Regions from separate parts of the Mus musculus genome. Here regions 2 and 3 are each linked to region 1. A link is a loop called in an ENCODE intact Hi-C map of the cell type or tissue named here. Cell type or tissue: heart. All regions are shown on one strand.

Evidence for each region. A loop is a pair of places that touch in the nucleus more often than their neighbours do. Peaks named below come from ENCODE experiments on the same cell type or tissue, not always from the same donor. Only the 100,000 strongest peaks of a DNase experiment are listed, where the experiment ranks them.
Region 2: it touches region 1 in a loop (9-fold over the local background); 8 of 42 quality-filtered maps call a loop at or near these places.
Region 3: it touches region 1 in a loop (2.4-fold over the local background); 4 of 42 quality-filtered maps call a loop at or near these places.

Annotation. Positions count from the first base shown.
Region 1 is chr17:63,466,751-63,469,250 of GRCm38, forward strand. The region is part of intron 4 of Fbxl17 (F-box and leucine-rich repeat protein 17); the gene reads right to left. Among named protein-coding and RNA genes, the nearest start is that of Fbxl17, 33 kb to the right of the region's middle. In heart, a CTCF peak has its summit at 1,328 (motif pointing left); no DNase peak of the experiment used is centred here; H3K27ac peaks cover 521 bases.
Region 2 is chr17:63,415,249-63,417,748 of GRCm38, forward strand. All of the region lies in intron 4 of Fbxl17 (F-box and leucine-rich repeat protein 17), which reads right to left. Among named protein-coding and RNA genes, the nearest start is that of Fbxl17, 84 kb to the right of the region's middle. In heart, no CTCF peak of the experiment used is centred here; no DNase peak of the experiment used is centred here.
Region 3 is chr17:62,882,969-62,885,468 of GRCm38, forward strand. No RefSeq gene overlaps it. Among named protein-coding and RNA genes, the nearest start is that of Efna5, 2.9 kb to the left of the region's middle. In heart, a CTCF peak has its summit at 1,375 (motif pointing left); DNase peaks (open chromatin) are centred at 83, 1,113 and 1,383; H3K4me3 peaks cover 1,580 bases; H3K27ac peaks cover 1,256 bases.

The DNA of each region.
Region 1 (2,500 bases):
GAACTGAGGCTGTCTCAGTGCCCTTGATATCCTTACAGAAGCGCTTCCACATGCACAGCTGACTGACACGCAGAGTCTACGCAATACTCCCTGACAGAACAAAATGCTAGACACAATGTATGTGCCATCAAGTAGCAATGAACAAACAAAAGACACAGCACAGGGCACCAGCACATAACAAGAATGAATTACACAGTCACTGTGGCTACACCCCAACAATTAAGCTGAACACCAAGGACAGAGTGAACACATACTGTGAGATCAGATACTTAGCCTTATGACAACAAATATAAATTACATGCAGACAAATGCTATCTTATCCATGTGGACACTGAAATCCTTCTTAGAAACCCTAGGTCATCAATACAGCTGCCTCTGGGAGCAGACAATGGGAGGAAACACTGTGAAGCAGTGGAAACTTAAGTTGGCTTGCTTTACTACTTTAAAGAGCAGCAGAAAGTTTAACAGAATGTTACCAATTTCTGTGTGGTGAGCACAGATCTACTGCTCTTTGGTATTTTGTATCCCCTCCCTCCCTCCCTCCCTTCCTTCCACCACCCACCCTCCTTTTCCCCCTCTACTGTCAGCCATGGGTTGATATGGCACTAAAGCTGTACAATACACTCTCCTGGACTTCGAAGCCTCCAGGACCATGTGCCAGATAAACCTCTGCTTTGACAAATTACTAAGCCATGAGTATTCTATTACAGCAGAAGAAAATAGACTAAGACAATGCTCTCGCTAGATATAACCTTAAAAATAGCTCTGTGGCAGACTGTGCACCAAAGGGACTGAAAGGCACTCGCCAGGAGAAAGAGGAAAGTGTGGGACAAGCTGGACCCTCACTAACCTGTTCGAGCGTCTACACGGGGTTTACAGACATTGCAGAATGCATCCATGGAAGCACCTGCAGCACTCAAAGTGAGAGAAACACAAGCTCACTCTTTTTAAAGGACTACAATGAAGTAGTCCTTAATTTTTTGACTCTAAATGTCAAATAGTGATATATAAGCTTTTAATAAACAAAGATATCCCTCTCATATTCTAAATTTTATTCCGCTTAAGTTGGAACCACAAATAAGAATATTCACATTCTCTTCCTGCTTCACATACAAAGGCAATTTCAACTGGTAGTGTTCTTCAGGCAATTAGTATTTCATATGGCAGGAAAAGTAAGTCTCCCCACTACGACCACCTAAAAGAAAATAACTTTAAATGAGGCTTCCCAGCAGCAGAAAGTGCAAGCATTACATCTTTATAGTTGCATCAAGGATGGAAAAGCCCTGTCAGTGAGCCATGTACCGAGTCAATGCTGCCACCTAAAGGCCAACGCCTAACATGAACGATGCCGAAGCTACAAAACCAATTAACCCTGGTTATTCCTGACTACACAGGCAAGCAGGAGCTCTAACAGTGTTTTAGAGAAGATTCAATTTATTAAGAGAGAAAAATAACGAAGTTCATTTGAATACTGGTCAAAGTACAGGTCAAACTCTGCTGGCATCTTTTCTAGAAAGAATTCTTTCTTCAATATCTCTATTAGTAGCTAATAAAAATCAGCAAATAACCAATATACTTCTCAAAGCCAAAACAGTTGACAACTTAGATATTTCATCTATTACATAAATATGTTTAAGTCCTATGAAAAGTTAGCTATCAGGAATTCAACTCTCCAACAGAGCTCAACATGTTCTGAATTTCCTTCTAAGAACCTTAATGAGAATTATGTTGGCTTCTCTTTAAGGTTTATCGAAACACTTTAAATCCCTCATGAAATAAAAACCAAATCCGGATCTGGTTCTCTCCGGATTTAAGTATCTGACACTTATTCAATGTAAGACAACACGGACAAGGCCAGGAAGAAAATAAAGCCTATCCTCCCGACATGGACAGCACCGCCTTTGAAAAGCCATCAGCTAAATCCTACAGGGACAGCAGTGCACGGAGCTCTCTGTGCTGAAACGAACACAAGTGCCAGCCAAGCCAACAAAGATACTACTAAAAATTAGAAAATCTTTAAGATAGGATGAACAGCCTTTCATTTATTATGTTGTATACCAGAGGTACCAAAGCTTATTAATGAATTACTTTATGATAAAGTAAGGACTACTTTAGGCTTCTAGTGTATCTTATGAGTCAGAGTGCACTGAGTAATTTTAGAGTATTTATTATGCCACTTAATCCTCAAATACAGCCTGTAAGACAAATTATCAACACACCACCACTATAAAGTAAGGATTCACAAGGTTTCATGACCTTCAGTAATTTTCTCAAGGTTCCAATGCAAGTGAGAAACAAAATGTCAGTCTATCTGACCCAGAAACCATACACCCTCAAATGACTTATATTCACAGTAACTTTAAAGAGGACTCTGACGTACTCTTTACTGTGTATTTTCGAGGTAAAAGCATATCTTGTGGCAATAAAAGCACTTAATTTTAATTCATGGTGTTTCAATTTTTAAATCATTTCAAAAAGTGTCATCCCTTCCACAACTGAA
Region 2 (2,500 bases), 52 kb before region 1:
TGGATGAGAGCTGAGGTCCTGCCTTTCTAAGACTTGCTTTATTTTCTTAAGTACTCTATAACCTCTTAGTTTTCTTTGACATACACTAACTTTACTTATTTGTAGTACACAATGCTAGTCATGGTTATGCCAATTTGACAGACACAACCACTAATGAATAAGTGTTCATTATTTCTCTCTGTTGGTAACATTTAAAATGCCGGAAACTAGATATTCTGTAATACTCTCAATTAACTGTTGTTAACCACGGATATTCCCGTGTTACAGAAAATAGAATGATTCTATGTGATAGCATCTATGCTGCCTGATAACACTCATCTCTTCGGATCCCTGATGTGGCCCCAAGAGAGCCGCCACACTGTAAAGTACAATGTGCTGGAAAAGGCCTCACTCAAGTTACATGAGAAAGGGCCAGGGATTGAACATGACTGCATGTGAGTATCCACAGCAGCAAGCAATTTAAAGCTTGCTTATTTCCAGAAGTGCATATCTACTACTTTCAGACCAGTACTGATCATAACTGAAGCAATTAAAAATTGAAAATACAGATTTGGGAAGCACCACTCACACATGCTATCACTCGGCATGCTCCCCAAATCGTTCACACATCTGAATCTTACAATGTGATCAAGCTGCAGTAAAGTTCTAAAATACACAAAGTCTTTTCAAGACTCAAAAACAGCCCTTTAGGGCTGGAGAGATGGCTCAGCGGTTAAAAGCACCAACTGAGTTCAATTCCCAGCAACCACATGGTGGCTCACAACCATCTGTAATGAGATCTGACGCCCTCTTCTGGTGTGCATGAAGATAGAGACCGTGTACTCATATACATTAAATAAATAAATTAAAAAAAAAAAACAGCCCTTTAATTAAAAAACAGTAACTAACCTGCAGAGATTGTACTACTAATTTTAAATTTAGAATAATGAGAAATAATTTTACTAATGATTATTAAGATTTAATATTTATTCTACAGGGTAAGCTGTAACTATTTAAGGTTCTCATAAAAATTATTCAAAATATTCTCTTAACTATTAAATATATTTAACATTTACACATTAGTAAAAAAATTATAAAAACTAACATACTACAATCATGATGTTCCAGTAGTGGGTAATTAGGGAAATGACTTATATTATTAAAGATCTATTTGGTAGTTAAGAACCACCTTCCCTGTTTTAAAAGAATGAAATTTTAATTTTTTAAAAAGTAAGGCTTTATAAATCTTTATATTGCTTATTACCTTAATATTTACAAGTGCTCATATATAGGTATTCAAAGCAACTCCAGAAAGTGTATGCATGCAAATAAATTGGTTTTGCAGGATGGGTCAGACTATAAGCTCAGCGGAGTGGCCTGGCAAATGCAGCCTTACAGTTAGCTTGGGTCTGAGAACTATGCTCGGGAATGTTTACCTTACTGGTATTTCATTGTTTCTAAATTACAGAAACAAATCTAAATTTCCAAGTATTTCTCTACAACAGAAAATGTGACACTTGTAAAACACTATCCATGGAACTCTCTAAAGAGAGTAAAGGCGGTATCTCACAAGCATGTTCTGGAACATAAAGAGAGTAAAGGTGGTATCTCACAAGCATGTTCTGGAACATATTTGTAAAACAGACCAGGTTTTTACTACTGGACTAAAAATAAAGAACTCTATGTATGTGCGGGTGTGTGTTTGTGTGTGTATGCCTGCGTGTACATGCGTACACACATCTATGTGTGTGATGTGTCTGGTATGTATGGTATGATGTGTATGTATATACGTGTGTGTATATATGTGTGTGAATATATATATATACCCACAAAATATTCAACTTCTTAGTTATATAAAGATTAAAAAATTACGTAACTGTACATTCTTAATTTTACAAATTGTTAACGCTTGAGACATGTATTTTAAGATGGAGTGGACCTTAACTCAAATTAGATATTGGTCAGTCACTCCCACACGCTTTGTACCACCATTGCCCTAGCATTTCTTGCAAGCAGGACACCACTGTATCTGGGCTGGTGTTTACATTTCTCCTTTGGTAGCTCTCGAAGTACCTTCCTGTACCAAGAACACTAGCCCATAGCGGGCAAAGGCTCTATGGAAGCACCAGCTCAACTTCTTTTTTTTTGTTTTGTTTTTGTTTTTGTTTTTCGAGACAGGGTTTCTCTGTGTGTAGCCCTGGCTGTCCTGGAACTCACTCCATAGACCAGGCTGGCCTCAAACTCAGAAATCTGCCTGCCTCTGCCTCCCAAGTGCTGGAATTAAAGGCGTGTGCCACTGCTGCCTGGCTACCAGCTCAACTTCTTTACGTTCAGTGAGTTGTATGGGTCTTGTCATCAGCAACAGAGGCCTTGCCACCAACAGCCCAGATTTTTTTAACTTCTGATTACTACTCCATTTTCTTTATCTATTTTCTGTTGAGAGATATGTAGGTTATTTCCAATATCTGGCTATTATGACTAAAGCAGCATTGAACATGATTAAGCAAGTGTCTCTGTGGTA
Region 3 (2,500 bases), 580 kb before region 1:
GACCGAGCAGGGGGAGGCGCCGCCGGCGCTGCTGCCTCCGCGGCCCAGGTCATGTGGGCTGCTCCCCTCCCCACTCCCCCTCCCTCCATGCAGTTTACTTGGAGGGTGGGGGGTGATTGGAGTAACCAGTCAGGGAGAGGCCTGCTGTTTGCTTACAGATCGGTTTTTTTTTTTTTCCCCTCTCTTTTCTCTAACCGGATTGGTTTGCTCCGGGAGAAAGAGGCGTTTTCCTCATCTCCTCCCTCCCCACGCCTCCACCCCCACCCCCGCCCCACCTTCCTGAAACCTGACTAATTGAATTACTGAGAGTGCCGAGGCACCCTCTCCGCGGCCCAGCCCGGCAGCACGAGTAACCCTTTGGTTGCTGAAGTGCGTCTGGACTCAGAGTGATTTGGCATCTTTTTTTTTTTTTTTTTTTTTTTTTTTACTTGGGAGTAGGGTCTTTCGATTGAAAAGAAACTGGCTCCCACTCCAAAAGGGGAGCCGAAAATTGCTTCGGGGACCGCTCAGGTGACGTGAAGTCTGCGCTGACTGGCTAGGGCAGCCCTAAGTAAATCGGAGTTCGTGTAAACCTCCGCTCGGTTCTTCACGCCGCACACGCCGCGCAGGGTCATCTGGAAATCTGAGCATCTCTCTTGTGCCTTTCAACCCTCTCTTTCTACCCGAGATTTAAAGGCTTGGGGGCAGGAAATGGGACTTTTCTTTAAAGTGATTCTCTGAAAGCAGGTTTTGAAAAGTCGGAGAAAAAAAAAATCTCAGTTTAAAGTGATTACAATTCAGGGTGAACCTTCAGCTGGAAGGAGAAAAACGCAGCGCGCGAGCCCGTCAGTACTTTACACCTTTTCCACGCGGATCCTGGGGCTGGTTCGCTACGCACACGCACACCCCACATAAATATCTTGAACTAAACTCGGTTTGAGAAGAAAAGGGAGGGAAATAGTGAGAGGGAGGGAAAACGCCTTTATTGCTGAAAAAAGGCCGTGCATTCCTGGGCTGGTCAGGAGGTTGCAGGGCCCAGATCCTTTGAGGCCAGCTAAGCCGGATCTCCTGGGAGCGAGGAGTCCTGGCGCCTCGGGACGGGTCCCCTGTGGTCCTGCGCCCTGGCATCGAGCCCCATACCCGATGCTGCTGAGACCTGCATCCCAGACTTTTTATTTTGTTCTCTAGTGTATACAGCCTGGTAAGAAGGCCGAACCCAAAAAAGAAAGCCGTTTACCTTTCTTTCCATCCTCTCAACACTGCGTCTTTTCCCTTTTACATATTAGACGAATAAAATTAAATATCAAATTCTCCATCCTGCGTTTTCCAAAGCTCGGCCTGGGGTTTCCAGGCGCTTCGGAGAAATTTGGAAGCGTCCAGACGCCCTCCAGTGGTCGGCCTGCAGTCCGCACCCAGCAGGGGCATTGACGGCAGCCTCAGCCCACGCTGAGCCTGATGGAAAATCTAAGGTCAGGATGAGTGAAGACATGAGAGGAAAGAAGCAGTTCCCACAGGCTGGGCGTTACTGGACGTGATGGAGATTTTCCCTAATTATCCTGAAGGAACGTCCATGTTGAGTGACCAGACGTAAATTACAACCGTTATCGTTAGACTGCATGACTGACCAACTGATAGACTAATTTATAAGAGTTTAAATTGAGACTATTCTATTCGCTTAAGCTCTCCTCTGCTTCTTTCACCAAATTTCCAACGTCAAGAAAGGAGGGATACACCTTAAAGAAACAAGACGATAAGATTTTTACTATTAAAATCAATTTGGGTTTTCATTTAAAATGCTGCTGTCCCTCTGGCTGGTGAACAAGTTCAGGGTATGCTTTTTTTTTTTTTTTTTTTTTTTTTTTCTCTCTGCTGTGGAAGGATAGATTTCTTTCCCAGCCTTTTTGATGGTAACTGTAATAGGCACTCATGTGACAAAGGCACATGAGAATATTTCTGCAGGAAATATTCTGAACCCTTTAAAAGGTTATGTGTATCTTTAGGAAGGAGGGAATTCAAGACTTCTGTCTTGAGGAAAATGCTGAAACTCAGAAAGAGTCTCAAAGAGCTATCAGGTATCAGGGACGGAGCCAGCTGGCTTCCTAAGACACCACAGTTGAAAAGGGGCAGACAAAAAAAAAGAAATAATACATGCTTATTTCCCCCTTGGAAATGCATATAGATGTAAAAAGTCATCAAACCAAAAGAACAAGTCCATTTTAATATCTTAAACATCTCCACTTTATTTTAAATAGGAATGGCCCTATTTTAATGAGACAAAAGTATGCTATGGTCTTCCTTAAAATGATTCATGGGGTTGGAATAAGATACTAGATTTGAAATAGTTCAAAACAGAACTCAGATGTCTATTAGAAATAATTCTAAATTAAATGTCTCCTCTGGAGCCAAGTATTGACATTGGACTTACTAAGCAATGTGACCCTTGAATACGTGAGTGGATACAATTGGAAGAGAAGTATATATTAACTATACACGCCTTACGAGGTAATGTGACTAGCTCTGT